Regions from separate parts of the Homo sapiens genome. Here region 2 is linked to region 1. The links are chromatin loops, found by intact Hi-C in ENCODE. Cell type or tissue: IMR-90. All regions are shown on one strand.

Region 1 (8,000 bases):
AGGACTACTTGGATTCATCCTCCTGAAAATGGTGGAGAGGAGCCCCATGCCACCCTCGCAGGCCATCTTTCTGTAATGTTTTCCCAAGTACCTTTCTCTCCTGTGGTGATCTTGCAGGCTCAGTCCAGATAATCATTTTTCTTTCTCTCCTGGAGAAGTTTGACATTTTCTACATTGACCTACAGATCTTTTAAGATTTCCTCTTTTAGTCTGCCAGGAAGACTGTTGGCCCTGGAAGTCCTGCTCTCTGGAGCTTGGTTGGTCTGCTCTATTTTGTTCACCAGAGACTCCTCACTGGCTGGTCCTAATGGTTAATTCTACATTAGTTGAATGTCAGTGTCTTTTCCTACCACTTTATGCCATTGGGTCCACCCTCTCTAGACAGCCTGGCCCACTGGGAGAAGCCATCTTTCTTTATTGTATCCCGAATCTTTTATGTCTCCCTCTTATAGCATCCAGGAATCTCTCCTTACTCCAAGCTCCTGTTCTGTCCAGACATGGCTCTTGTTCACAGCTCCTTGTGGAGCAGTGGTGGAAAGATTGGGCTCCACCTGGTTCAGGTTATTGCAGGTGGGATCCCCATTTCTGTTATTTTACTCTCTGGTTTCTTCTCTCCCTCCTTCTCCCTCTCCCATGCCCTCAGTGGAGCAGTCCTTTAAAACCTCATCTTTAAAAAAGAAAATACTTCAAAATACAAAGACAATAAAAGATATAATATCCACTGAGGGACCAGGAGGCTAATTTCCTCACATACATTTTCTGATAATTTTGGCAAAGCTGCTTCCCAAACATCTGCATTAAATATTCCTCACCACAGGTGTGTGCTTAATGTGCTCTTCGAGTAAATAACACTCAGAATTGTAATCATGAGGTGGTCTGGGACCAGCCAGGTCATCTATCTGGATTTACACCTTGGGAATCCAGGGAGAAGGAGGCCTGGGACCAGGGCTGCATGGGAATAGTTCTGCTACTTCTCAGCAGCATGGAGAAGGCAGCTGGGTTCAGGGCCTTCCAAAGAGGCAGCACCCGCTCTTGAACAGCACAGCGCCTGAATACCAACCTGTTGTTAATTCAGTCACCGTGCCGTCATTCCGGTGCTTCACAGATGAGAAAAGTGAGGCACTTTGAGTAGTCAAAGATTAGACCCTAAGTACCTCAGTCCCCTCGTCTTGCAGATGAAGAGGATGAACTAATGTTTCTCCTCATTCTAAAATGGTCTGATTTTATAAAATCACTCCTTCCAAATTTATACACTATTGCTGATGAGTGCGGCTGCCTCTCTAATTTCTGTGGCATGTGAAGGGTTTTCTAGCAATCTGCAGCCTGAGCTGAATGCCTCTTTGTGCTTTCCATTGCAGTCTAAAATAAAATCTTTGGAATAGTAGGAGGGAAAAAAAACCCTTCTGAAAAAGTCTCAGTAAAAGAAAAGTGCCTTTACTGTAGCCTCTGTTCCACAAAAGGAAAAAGATCTTGACATTTTCCCAGGAGTGAATGAGCAGGTAGAGCAATTGTAAGAGTTAATGGCAAGGTTTCCCAAGAGCTCTGGGATAAGGACAGGATCATGACCAAACTTCTCAATGAGCTTTTTAAGGGATGATGTACAAGCTGGAATGTAGGATGCCATTATGTTTCTCAGGTGAGGAACAAAAAGGTTGATTTAGTGTGTTTCTTGCTCTCCCCTTCTCCTCTATAGCCTGCACATTTATCTATGTATGTAAGTATGTCTGCATCTATGTATGTGTCATTATCTGTGTATCTATTTGTATGTATTTAGGCATGCGTATTTGCATGTATCATAATCTATGTATCTAACTATCCACGTATCTGTGTATGTATCTATATCTATCTACCAATTACCTATCTACTTACCTGTCTCTGTTTCTATCTATCCTCTATGTATCTATCTATCATCTCTCTATACATTCACCTGCTTTTCTGTCTCTGTATCTCACTTGCTTACTCTCTCTGCCTCTTCTCATTTTTGTTTTGTCAGGCTGAAATTACTTATCTTCCCAGTAAGGATGAATAATAAAGCAATTTTTTCCCACCCGTGGTATGTCAATCATTCTCCTGAGTGGACTGTTCAGATAGTTTCATAGAATTAAAATTCCAAGACTGCCCCCAAACTTGAAGCATACATCTATAATGCCTCCTGAGGGTTTTCAGAGGTTCCAGTACAGGTGATCACAGCTGCTGACAGTGAGGGCCTCTTCTCTGAAGGGTCCTGGAGGACTTTTAGTGTGATCATCAAGGAGGCATCCCCAGGCGCCTGTTGGCAGTAAGAGTCCACATCTTCCCATTCAAATTCTCTTTGTCTCCTGAGTTGTGGATGGAATTTGGTGGCTGTAGAGTCCCATGGAGGATCTCTTAATGTCATCTCCTCCTTAAAGAGTTACAGGTCTTGGAAGGGAGACCTGCATTTCTTGAAAGCAAACATAGTCATGAAACCTGTAAAAAGAATTTTTGAAGAGCAAATAATCTAGTTTCTGTCTCTGCTCATTTGACTTGCTAGAATTATTTTAGTACCTATAGCTGACATTTATTGAGTGAGAGCTTAGGCACTGTTATATGTGTTTTACATGTATTAACACATTTAATTCTCACAGTAGCCCAATGGGGTAGATACTATTAATAGCCCTATTTTACAGGAAGGGGGTTAATGAGGAAACATATCTTTTTGAGGGTAAGGCATACATTCTGCTTGGGGATTAAACAGACTAGGGAATCAAAAAAGTGAATTTCTGTCCTACCCACATTTTACTTTTAAATTCCCTACTGATATGTAAAAATAATTTTAAAATAATTTAAAAAATAGGGCAATAAGAATAAATAGGGCAGGGGAAAAGTAGAGCAATGATGACTAGATTTATGATCCGCTAGGGTTGAAGTGAGTGGAGGAGTTCTCCACGTCAACTTGTGACCCCCCTCGGCCACTCGTCTGCTCTTGAGAGCATCTTAAGACAGATGTTCATAGCCATTGTCATAGTGCTGCCGAAGCCCGATCTCCAGCACTTCCTCCCTCCATGAAGACAGAATTGCTGGGTCTAAGGGAATCTGGATTTCCATCTATGCCTAACTTCTGTTGACCTTTACTCTTAGCAGAACAAAAGAGGGAACTTTAAGGCCCAGATCCCCCTTGCCTCTGACCACTTTGTTTCCGTGCCTGTTGGCAGGTGTAGGGTGGAAGAGAGAGGGGACTGACTCCGAGCCGCTGCTTCTGTGAGGCGGGTGGGATCTTGATTGCACGCCGCGGATAGTGTAAGCTGCTGTTTGACGTCCCTCCGGACAGCACCATTAACCGCCTGAGCTTTCAAATGGGCTAAACTTGGCTTCCGTTTTTAAGCCTTTAAACCAGAGCATGGAGAAAGAAGGCCCCGCTAGTGTAGGATATTGACAGCTTAGCTAAATTTAGAGGCCATGTGGAATGTGATTTTCCATATGTCCCTTCCTGATGCCAGTTGGCACTGCAGAGTTCACACAAACCCTGCACATTTTCATACTACAACGCCCTCCACGCACATGCACACCTACACACGCATGCACACACATGTGCCTGCATGTGTACACACACACAGGCAATTTGTGCATTTCAGAGTATGCTTCAAGCCAATGACTAAGCAGAGACAGCTTAGCACTTTGCAGATTTGTTTGAAAATAGCTCCTTTCTAAATGCCACAGAATCCGATTGCAGCTCTCTCTCTGAAATCTATGAGGAAATGTCATATGCCCAGCACCGGTCTGAGGCACAACAGTTCTGCTGGCCAACTGTAGTCTTCTGTCAAGCCTGTATAAAGTATGAACTCTTCAGCTTTCACCGCCAGAGCCTCTCATTCTCTTCAAATTCTAAGAGGAAAAAGCTTGGGAGACCTGACAGGATATGGCCACTAGATGGGGCCAAAGGTCTGTGAAACATTTTTGTGGGCGCTGAAATCTGTAATTCCGCCCTTAGCTGAAGAATCCTTGCGGAAGAGAAGAGACCTTGATCATAAATCCCACACGCAATAACAGGTTCATAATGCATCCTAGTGACTACACGTTGTAATTTTTTCTCCCAGAGAAATAAAATTTCTCTTTCAATGGAGAAGGATGTTCCTTTACATCGAACATGTGCTAATGTTAAATCTCTTTCCTAAGAAGCCAGCAACTAAGCCTTTAATGTGCACTGACCAAGACATCTGGGCAATGCCTGCAGTGAAATGCAGATTGATAGCTTGAGGGCCTAAGAACACATAAGCCACAGTCTTGGCAGCCTAGATAGAGAGGGCTATTTTTCCCCTAAAAAATGAACATTTGACTTGTCAAAATGTTTTCTCATTGATCCACTGAAACAGAATCTGCAGATTAGAGAGACAGGTTTACAAAAAATCTCATTCATTTTCGAAGAGAAGTTAAGGGGAAAACAGAGACTAATTTCTTTCACTTAAAATGTATCTACCTATTAAATACGGAGCAAAATGTTGAGTGAATAAAATGTCAGTGGGACAGAAATCCATTTGTTTGTTGCCCCTGACTCTTCCCTTCCTACAGCCTTCCCTGTTACCTGGGAAGTGGAAATCAAAGAACATAAAAAAAATTGCTAAATGATATAATTAGCAGCAGAATCTATGTATGAAAACAGTTAGCACCAAACCTACATCTACATATCCATTTATTCTTCAGAGCCTCGCTCTGTCGCCCAGGCTGGAGTGCAGTGGTGCAATCTCGGTTCACTGCAACCTCCACCTCCCAGGTTCCGGCGATTCTCCCGTCTCAGCCTCCTGAGTAGCTGGGATTACAGATGTGCACCACCACGCCCAGCTAATTTTTGTATTTTTAGTAGAGACAGGGTTTCACCATGTTGGCCATGGCCGGTCTCGAACTCATGGCCTCATATGATCCGCCTGCCTCAGTCTCCCAAAGTGCTGAGATTACAGGCGTGAGCCACCGTGCCCAGTCAATTTATTCTTAATAGTGATCCTTTTCTTAGCAGTGCCATGCAGCAAAAAGGGCTGACGTTTTTTGACTACGATGCACCTTTTGGTGCTTTACTGGTGAACTCTTTACATGATGATTATTTATGATGTGCAAAATGTGAGATTAGAGAAAAAAAACAAAACAAAAGCAAAACACCTAAAACTTAATTTGATGCTGAGTTACAATTCCTTTGAAATTTCAACTGTTAGGGGTTCACAGCCATTTCTCCAAACTGATTTCTTGGAACTGCACTAGGAGAGCAGGTGGCTTGTGTGTCTTTTTCACTCTTGTATGCCCAGCACTTGGCATGGTGTCTGGTACAGAGTGGGCTCTCCAACTACTTGCAGGATGAGTGAGTGGCATGCAGGCCTGGCTGTGGGCCTGGCACAGAGATAATATGTTCATTTCCATATTTTGTAGGTGTCACAATCTGAAATCTGGTTATTTCAGATTGACCCTTCCAGAGGCAGAGATTTATCTAGAATCCTTGAAACCTTACAATTTCAAAAAAAAAAAAAAAAAAAAAAAGGATAAAAACTACCACATCCTCATTCCTCAAATGGGGACAAATTCTGCTGCTTTTCAAAGAAATCAAACCAAGATTCTCAAAGTAGAATGTGGTGCAATAATTTTTAATAGCTTTTTTATTACTGTGTTTATCACAAGTAGGAGGCATTTACTTTGTAAATATTCTCCTTTTCCAGAGTTTGGTGGTGTTTTTCTAGTTTCCATAATGTTAAATAGTCATCCCATATTTAGTCCAGGCTCATGTGGCCATTTGCAAAAGGGATGACAGTGTACGATGAGGCACACACTCATATTTAGACTCTAACATAAACAGAGCAGTGACTCTTAGGTGAGAGAAGTGTTTCTTCATTCTCAGAAATAGAATAATACAGGAAGCAGATGCATTATTCTAGGATATCAGTTTCTTTTTGATACTTCAAATGACTTCTCACCTGCAATGCCTCCCCCTCCCCTCCCCTCTCCCCTCACCCTCTCTCTCCCCTTCCCTTCCCTCCCCTCCCATCCCTTCCCTTCCTCTCCCATCCCCTCCTCCTTCTCCCCTTCTCTCCTCTCTCCTCCCTCCCCTCCTCTCTCCACTTCCCTCCCCTCCCCTCCTCTCTCCTCCCCTCTCCCCTCCCCTCTCCCCTCCTATTTCCCTTCCCCACTCCCCTCCTCTCTCCCCTCCCCTCCTGTTCCTTCCTCTTCCCTCCTTTCCCTTTTCCTTTGGGCAAGGAGATAGAGGTCATTTTCTTTCCCTTAAGATGAGATAAATCATGGTCTCTGGTCTTAAAACAGGGATGGTTCTGTCTTCTTGGGCTGCATCCCAATTCAGTGACGTGAAAACCACAGGTCAAGGGTGTACCATTTGCCTCTCAACAAGTGGGAGGCAATCGAGCCTCTGCCTTCTCCACAGCTGCTGAGGCCACAGACCCAGTGAGCAGGGATCCAGAACTGGACTCCAGCTCCTTTCCCAGCCAGACTCTGCGTTAGAACCCCTGCTGGCTGTCAGACTCATGAAGCAAATGGAATACAGTGTAGATCCTCTGGGTTTCCACATTTCAGCCACTTTTTCTTATGAGTTATTTGCTCTGGTCAGCATGTTGCAGGAAACACTTTTCAATGTGGTCTCCTGAAGTCCCCTTACTGGTCTGGGGGACCACACCACCCTACTCCCCAGGGAGGTTTTCTGGGTACTGACAAGACTTACAGCAGCATAGCTCTCTCCAATGATAAGAGTCTCACCAAAACTCACCAAAATTCTCTCTTCTCTCTGCCCTCTTTTCCTATCCTTATCCAAATGCAGATACCAAGAATTGTGGAAGGGATTGGGGGGTTATCTCTGTAAATCTGCATAAGGGAGGTCTGTCCCAATCACTTTTATATCATTAATTGTTTTGGGCTCATCAGTAGAAATGGAGGTGAAAGAGTCTCATTCTAATGTCCCGTTTTTTGAGGACTGAATGACATTCTATGAGTGAACACCAAATGGGACAAGATCTCTGTCAACTATCAAATTTTGTGCAAATGTCACTTCTTAGCATCGCCATTCTCTGCTAATATGATAATGGATTCTTATTACAACTACTGTCAAGAAGGATGGAAAAACCCTTTCCAGCTTGAAAACGTACTTTCTGGAAACAGTGCTGCAGATCCTGGGAGGATTAGTGAGTGGTCATCTGTAGTAGGAGAGCAGTTAATTTCGGATGCTGTGTCAGAGATTAGGGACAGTGGCAAATTGTGTGCTGTGATTGTGCAGTGGAACTAACCATGCTGTGGAGACGTTCCCTATGCAAGTTGTATGAGGGCAGATAATGACAGGCAAGTGACTGCAACCCGAGGCGGTTGTGTCTAAAGTCAAAGGGAAATTCAGTCAGCTTCACTTAATAGCTAAAGAATGAGAGGCCGAGGGTGGCATTCCAGGCAGAGGCCTTGGGAGTGCAACTGGAAAGGAGAAGGGGCTGCATGGGGCGGGCACGTGTGTGGTGGGTATATAGTGTGTGTGTGCACAGTGTGTGGAGTATACAGTGTGATGTGTGGTGTCGAGTGGTGTGTGTGTGGGGGGGTGTATAGTGTGGTCTGTGTGTGGTGTGTCGTGTATACTGTGGTGTGTGTGGTGTGTGTGTTGCATGGTGTGTGGTTTATGTGCATTGTGTGGAATATATTGTGTGTGGTGTGCATGTGGTGTATAGAGTATAGTACGGTATGTGTGGTGTGTTGGGGTGTGTGTGTGTGTGTGCATGTTGTGTGAAGTATAGTGTGGTGTGTGGTGTGTGTGTATGTGTGTGCATGGTGTATGGTGATACTGTGTCGGAGTGTGTGTGTGGTGTGTATGGTATATGGAGTATAGTGTGTATGCGGGTGTGGTGTATAGTGTGTGTGGTGTGTAGTGTATAGTGTGTGATGTGTGTGGTGTGTGGAATATAGTGTGGTGTGTGTGTGTTTGTGTACATGTTGTGTGATGTACAGTGTGTTGTGTGGAGGATAGATGGTGTGCAATGTAGTATGTGGGTATATGTGTGTGGTGTATGTATGCTGTGCTG
Region 2 (8,000 bases), 650 kb after region 1:
AGCTTCACTGTACCTCTCGCTGGCTGCCTTGTTACTTGTTAAACTGTGCCTTCAGGGTAATTCAGGGGCATCTCAGCTGGAATTTAGTGTACCAAATAATGAGTACAATGTCTGGATGCTCAGATAAAGCAGGGTTTTAAGAACCCTTTGAAAAAAATTCATCTTTTTTTTTCTTAAAAAGTTTCATTGAGGTGTAATTGACATACAATAAACCACACATGCTTTAAATGTACAGTTTGATAAAGTGTGATGTATGTATTCACCTGTGAAACTATCACCACAATCAAGTACCCAGCAATGGGATTGCTGGATCATATGATAGATTTATTTTTAGTTTTTTGAGACACTTCCATACTGTTTTCTATAGTGGCTATACTAATTTACATTCCCACCAGCAGTGTACTAGCATCTTAATGAGAATTTTTGTTAAGCTATCTGAGAGGAAAGCAGGGTGAGATGATCAATTCATAATATCTGTTTAATTTTGTCTTCCATTTGCCTAAGAAAACTTTACAAAGTATTTTTTAAAATCCCAAATACCCAGTTTTTTTAATATTTCAATAGACATTAGGTACTTATACTCTTTATGAAAGTAACAAAACCTCTTTCTTATTTTCAAACATATAGTTAGTTGTTCCAAAAATAAGAATGCCTCTCTCTCTCTCCTTCCTTCCTCCCTGCCTGCCTCTTTTCGTTTTTATCCTTCTCCTTTCCTCTCCTTTCTTTTTCTCTCTTTCTCTCTATATAACAGTTCTTTTCTACTGTGGAAAGAACTTTCATAAATACAGAGTGCTTTGGGTTTTAGGAGCCCTATTTGAAAGAAAACACTGCCCTTTTGTTGCTGGTGGCCACATGAGACAATTTTTTCACTTTTACACCAACGTTGAACCTCCTTAATTAAAACAATAATCATTATTGTGTAATGACTCATCACACAGTCATTTGCATAGAAAAGGAAAGGAATCACTGGATGATGGAGCAGGGAGCAGAGTTACACTAACTTATTTTCCATATATAAGTGCCTTATATTGGGGAGAGATAAATAATTTTATTTTTGTGATTCCTCTGATAAAATAATGCACTTTGTCATTGACAACAGACCTGTCTATCCCTTCATGTTTTCAGCTTCCAACACAGATGAAATAACCCCCCTTAGATGCCCCTGTAGCTTATTCAGGGGTTTGGCCTTTTTGATCATTCTCATAATTACTCCTTTGAAATATTTCTTCGTTAGTAACCCTGTATTTCACTTTGTATGAGATCTTCTGATCCCTTATTTTTCCCATCTTGGAGTTTTTTCCAAAAACAAAATGTATTTTATTGCTTCATTTACTTTTGAAAATTTTTTCATCTTTATTGAGGTATATACAACAAATAAAATTGTAATTTTAGGGTGTACAATGTAATGATTTTATTTATATATATATATATATATATATATATATATATAGTGAAATTATTGTCTCAATCAAGTGAGTTAACACCTCTGTCACATCATTTAGTTACCCCTCTTTTTTTTGTTTTGTTCTGTGGTGAGAACATTTAAGTATATTTCAAGTATACAATTCAGTATTTGAAACTATAGCCACCAAAATGCTATATGTTCATCATAAAATTTATTAAACTATTCCTAAAAATAAATTTAAAAAATTGAAAATTATTTAGTGTTCTATCACTTATAAACACCTGCTGTTGATGTTTTGGTAAATATGTTTCCAGATCTATTTCTCCTTCCTTCCTTCCTTCCTTCCTTCCTTCCTTCCTTCCTTCCTTTCATCCTTCCTTCCTTCTTTTCCTTCTTCCTTCCTTCCTTCTTTCCATCCATTCCTCTAACTTGCTGTATTGATCAGTAATATATCATGAATATCCTTTCTTGTAATAAATATTTAACTGCCTCATAATTTTAAGTGGCTGCATATAAACTATTAAAATGATATACCTTAATTAGCCTTCCTTTAGGAGGTTTAGGCTATTTCCATTTTTTTGCCTTTAAAGATTATGTGTTGCTGACATTTGCATTGATTGTTAAATTCTGAAGTGAGCTAGTAACTATATCAGGCAGTGAAAACTGTGAGGCGGACTCATTACTATATATAAGGAAAACTTCCAATTTCAATTTGAATAATAAGAATTCTGTAGGAGTTTTGTTTCATTCTTTGAGAAATATCTTTACATTTTAAATATTTGTTTAGGGAGAATATACCTTTATAAATATAAAGGTTATAGTTAATAACTGTAAATGTCAGGAATAAAGTAGTGTTTTGGGTTGTTCCAAGCATAAGGTTGTGGAAAGAGTATAAAGTTGAAAACCACTGTCTAGAATAACCTCAGTCATCCCAGCAGAGTAGGGGAGAAAGGTCTTAGAGCATCACCATTTCCCTTGTGCCTTAGATTTTCTAACTGAGGATCCAGTTCATTCATTCAACAAAAATGTATTAAGTTACCTGGGCCAGGCATGGAGCTGGATACCAGCGATACAGCGATGAATAACCCTTGCTCTATCCTTGAGGTTTTCATGGTCCACAAGGTGTCGAAGGTGGATAGTTATTGCTGCTTGGGAAATTGTAGACAGCATCAGTAAGAATGAAAAATTCTTCTGGCTTTGAACCCAATGTGCATTCTAGCCTGGTTAGTCTTTTGCACTCATCACTTAGAATATTGTGCTGAAGCCCTGAAACATATCTTGAAAAACTATACTTGTACGGTGGGTTGAAAGTCGCCCCTTGACATGCTAATTAGAAAGAAGACAACCAAAAGAAAAGTGCTGCCTGAGGCTAGTCCTGAGAGTGAAAAATAAGATCTGAGCCAACTTCTACACTTCTTGCTCCTTCTTGAGTGTGATCCACATTGGCAGGCATACCATCATAGAGACAGGAAAGAGTTGTCACATCAAGCTAGACAGTGAAATTCAGCCATCTGATTGGATGCTGGGTTTGGTTAGAAGACATTTTTATGTGATTGTTAGAGTACTACAATATATGTCCACTCTTACATACAAAGAACAAGAGAAGAATTCTTATTGTCCAGAGGCTTTATCCATGTTTCTCAAACTTCAATGTGCATAAAAACCAGCTGGAGAACCTGTTGAAATGTAGATTTGTATTCATTAGGCCTGGGGCAGAGCCTGAGATTCTGCATTTCTAAAACACTTCTAAGTAATGTCAACACTGCTGCCTCACAGATTGCCCTTTGAGTAACAAGGACCTAAAATGTCTTTGTGCCAGTGAGAATTCACCTTTTGTAACTTCCTCTATTTGTTTGCAGCTGTAGTGATGGTCCTAAATAGCATGAGTGTCAGCTGGAGCGCCCGGATCCAGATTTTCTTAACCTTTTGCAAGCTCACAGCAATTCTGATAATTATAGTCCCTGGAGTTATGCAGCTAATTAAAGGTATGGACTGAAAAGCAAATGCTTTTTAAAATACGTATCTGCTTTTGGTCTTTTTTAACACTAACTTTTGCTTGTACTAACAGAATCCTTAATTAGTCTCTGCCTGTGGAACTTAAACTCTATATTGTCATCTAATTGATTTGAAAGGCTGCTACATTGTGAGTGAGTTGGTTTTTACAGTTGAATGGCAGAAAGAGGATTAAGAATGGGCCATGCAACAAAATAAGGCATCAGTGAATTTTCTAGGTTTAATGGTTTGGAGTGAAAACTCGAAGTGGAAAAAAAAAAAACCTGCCACTTAGTTTTAATTAAAGATAAATATGTCTTTTTTTTACTTTAAAATTGTCCAATAATAGTAATAAAAATTAAAGAGAAAAAGGTATCTGGAAAGTGATAAAAGATGATCAATAATTCTTTGACTTTCTGGTTATTATTCCTTTTAAATTGAGAGTGGTATCCTCAACAGAGGAGTCAATACGGGAACAGCATTCCTAAACACCAAAATTATATCACAATAAAATAGTTGTAAAAACTTAATTTTTATTGTTACATTATTTTTAATATAAAATTCGCATTTCTGCGATTACTTGCTTTATAGAGTTTAACATTTAATTTAAAAAAAGAAATTGAGAGGTGACATTTAGAGTTTTTGTTTTAGGAAAGAAGGCACATGCAGTTGCTTGGATTCAGTGGAAATTGTTGGAGGACAGAGATTCACATGTGGTATTTAATTAGCAACAGGAATATAGCAGGAAATAAAGTGAGAAGAAATTGTAAAGGAATGACATAACTTGGGCATGTTAAGTATTTAATGTTTACATTGATATTGTCTGTTCCAAGAAAGGGAATCTAGAGAAATTTAATGACGTTGCAGAAGAATTACACAAGGCAAAAGGAAATGCCAGCGTTTGGTAAAATCATCACTGTTGGTAGAAGCATTAAATAATGACAAACACTGAAGGATCAGCCACTCTGGAGCTGGGAAAGGGAGCTGCTGTTGCCCATTTAATAAGCCTAGTGGGAGATTTTAGAGCCCTGCTGGCGGAAATGCTTTTATGAAATCCAGCAACAGCAGCCAATGCAGAATAAACACAATGAAGATTTTGACCGTTAGAGCTTGCACTGAAGAGAAGACAGGAGCTTGCTCTTCTAATACACCTTGGCCTCCACAGAGCTAGCCTGCTCATTTCTATCTTATTCGTTAGGAATGTAGGCACAATAATCTGTTTTGTTAGTGCTTTATTTTTCTGAGCTAACTCTTCAGTCTTCTGTAAGGAGTTTCTTCAGTATTTGAAAAGTGCAGAATCTCTGGGTCATTGGCTGTTCTTTAATACTAGTTTAGATTCCAAAAGATTATATGCTATCCCTTGAAACTAAGATTTATTTTCTTCTTCTTTTTGGTGTAATGTAAGATACTATAGGTAGCATTATAGACTTTATTCAATTTTTACCAGGTATTTATATATGTATATGAGGAAGGGTTTGGTTGCCCAAATGTTGCTCTATTGCAAATTCCTTGAGAGCAGAGGTCATGATATATCTTGAGGTTTTTTTAGTGGCTAAAATACAGAGACACTTTAATCAATAATCATGATATCAATGCTTAATGTGACAGGCTTATTCAGAGATCTCACACAACAGAGAAATTCCCTGAGAATATTACCGCATTTAATGTAAATTTAACATTTTAGAGACCATTATTAGCAGGTATATTTGCTCGATTGCTGTAAAATTGTGATTTTCTTCATCTCTAACATGATCACACATTTTTCACATTAATCTGAAACTCTAGTAGGAGACTTTGTTAATACAGATTGTGCTTTTATTTCTATTCTAATCATATCCTGAAAGTAGTTGTATGTTATGTATTCACTTATGAGAGTTTGTTGAACTTTCCTTTGAATATTGCCTTTAATCTTCATGAGACCTCTGTTATATAGCCAAAATATTCCTGAATTCTAGAAACAAAATGCCTCTCTTTTGTAATATTCTCAAAATGGCACTTTTGAAGATCTTTGCTTGTGACCCAGTCTTTATAGAATTTGGTTTTTCTTATGGATTATTTGGTGCTGCACTCTAAGAAATATTGTGCCTTTATGCCAAAGAGACCACAGATTATGATAAAAGAATATTCAACAGATGCTTTTATCTGAATTCCACTATTTATATTTTTCTCCTGGAAGGACACAATGATGTTTTAGTAAAATGGGCATTTCTGAATTTATCATGTCATTTAAAAAGTGAGCTATGTTTGGGAATCATTTGAGAGAAAAATTGTTTAGTATATAATTCAACATTCTCCATTTTTGGTCTTCATACTCACACATATTATATTTATATATAAGTTATGCCTGGGCAATGAATGCAGGAAAAACTGAGATTTGACTTGGAAGAGAGAGTGTCTCATACACATCATCCACCCCCTGTCCCCCTTCTGTTTATTTACATGAAGTTTTATTTTAAAACAAAGTCTCACTTCCCATTTGGGTAATCTCATTTGCTATTTTCTTTGGGTAATAGAAACATTTTTTCTGCTTAAGCTTGAATATTGACTGACTAAAGTAAATCTGAATTTCTAACTTTTAAAACTATTCAAAAGATATAAAAGAAAAAGCTCCAATGTGATTCATAAAATAGAGAAAAAGGTGAAGTGTTCAATTCACATGCTGCTGCAAAATTTGTTGAAACCTATTTATTTTAGAGTTCATTATAATATCTTTTCAATATTTCTAGGAAAAAAAACATGTCATTCTCTAGGACAGGGTCACAGAGTGAGTGGACTTTCTCTGTAAAGGACAAGAGAGTAAATATTTTCAATTTTTCAAGCTAGCTGTATGGTCTCAACTCTGCTATTATAGGTTGAAATCAGCCATAGGCAATACTTCATGAATGGGTAATACTTCATGAATGGGCATTTTTAACTTATAGATAAAGAAAACTTTATCTATAAGAAAGGCTTGCAGCCAGACGCAGTGGCTCACACCTGTAATCCTAACACTTTGGGAGGCCGAGGCGGGCGGATCACAAGATCAGGAGTTCAAGACCAGCCTGGCCAACATGGTGAAACCCCATCTCTACTAAAAATATGAAAATTAGTTGGGCATGATGGCGCGCTCCTGTAATCCCAGCTACTCAGGAGGCTGAGGCTGGAGAATCACTTGAACCCAGGAGGCGGAGGTTGCAGTGAGCCAAGATTGTGCCACTGCACTCCAGCCTGGGCCACAGAGTGAGACTCCATCTTGAAAAAAATAAAAAAAGAAAGGCTTGCAGTTTGGGTTGACACACATGGTCTTCAGGATTTTCCAACTTCTCTTCTAGGAGGTAGGCATCTAATGAACAACATGGGATAAACAGAAAGCAGAAAGGTAAATTGTGTAGGAAAGGAGTCCTGGGATTTATTTCCATCTCCTCATTAAGGGTAGAACCTTGGATACCTCTCCGCATTTTCTTGCCAAGCAAAACATTATCTTTTTAAGAATTCTATCTTTTAAGAATTCTATCATATTCATAAAGATTATAATTTACAGAAAACCCTTTAGTCTTCTTTTATGGTCACAATAGAGGCATACTCAAACAGAGGATTATTTTTCAATGCCATTTTCATCTTTGTTATAAATTTATTAAAAGAGAAATATGAAATAGTGTTAATGATCAATATACTTTTGGGACCCCTTCTATAGAATGGGTACAGTATTGATAAAGATGGTAATCAACAGAGAGTAAGAAATCTAGACTTACAACAGTATGTTTCTCCGCACCCCCATGTTTCTGGTTAAGAGTGAATAAGAACCAATTCTTTGAAAAATCCTAAAATCAGTCTATTCTAATTACAGGTCAAACGCAGAACTTTAAAGACGCCTTTTCAGGAAGAGATTCAAGTATTACGCGGTTGCCACTGGCTTTTTATTATGGAATGTATGCATATGCTGGCTGGTAAGTTGATAGCTCCAGATCTGGTGGTTTGCGTAGTTCATTAATCCCATTATGCACTCAGATTAAGTGCCAAGCAAGGTGCCAGGCAAATGTGAATAGCCATAATCCAGTGTGATAGGCTTTACTTGAAATGAGAAATAAGGTATTATCCCCTCCACCAGGCCAATTACTTTGCACATGACAACTAAACATAACAGGTTTCCAGTCAAGGTGACTGCTAGATTTAGCCTGATGTCATAAAAAACAAACAAATGCTGGGTCTTAAGATCCAATAAAAATTACTTATAAGTATGTACCAGTAAGGACATAATAGTGCCGTAAGGTACTAAAGAATAATACTTCGCTTGTCAAAAGGCCTTTCAGCTAAAGCTCCAAGGGTGTTTACAAATAGTGATTAATTGATTTTTTTTTCCAGCTTCTCGTGAGAGAAGTAACTCAGATGTAGAAATAAGTATGACATTCCCAGAAGGTAAATGGTAATCTAAAGGCAGAGAAAGAGAAACCAAGATAATGCAGTCAACTCTTCTAGACAGTCTATTACATTTAAAAGGACCTTACATGTTCCTTAAAATGTCCCCAACATCTGAAAATTTAAAAAAGTGAAGATGATTAAAATCATGATGCCACAGATATATTTCCTTTGATGTATGTCCACCTGTGATACCTACCTTTCTAGT

Evidence for each region. Hi-C counts contacts between places; a loop is a spot of excess contacts. Peaks named below come from ENCODE experiments on the same cell type or tissue, not always from the same donor. Only the 100,000 strongest peaks of a DNase experiment are listed, where the experiment ranks them.
Region 2: it touches region 1 in a loop (2.8-fold over the local background); 2 of 110 quality-filtered maps call a loop at or near these places.

Annotation. Positions count from the first base shown.
Region 1 is chr4:138,867,111-138,875,110 of GRCh38, reverse strand. The region is part of intron 2 of LOC105377448 (a long non-coding RNA gene); the gene reads left to right. Among named protein-coding and RNA genes, the nearest start is that of NOCT, 140 kb to the left of the region's middle. In IMR-90, a CTCF peak has its summit at 3,883 (motif pointing right); DNase peaks (open chromatin) are centred at 3,900, 5,760 and 6,320; H3K27ac peaks cover 319 bases; H3K27me3 peaks cover 610 bases.
Region 2 is chr4:138,218,589-138,226,588 of GRCh38, reverse strand. SLC7A11 (solute carrier family 7 member 11) reads left to right here. Exons shown (of 12, transcript NM_014331.4): 4 at 3,265-3,390; 5 at 7,224-7,323. Among named protein-coding and RNA genes, the nearest start is that of SLC7A11, 20 kb to the left of the region's middle. RefSeq lists an enhancer at 3,105-3,715. In IMR-90, a CTCF peak has its summit at 4,362; a DNase peak (open chromatin) is centred at 4,288; H3K27ac peaks cover 3,236 bases.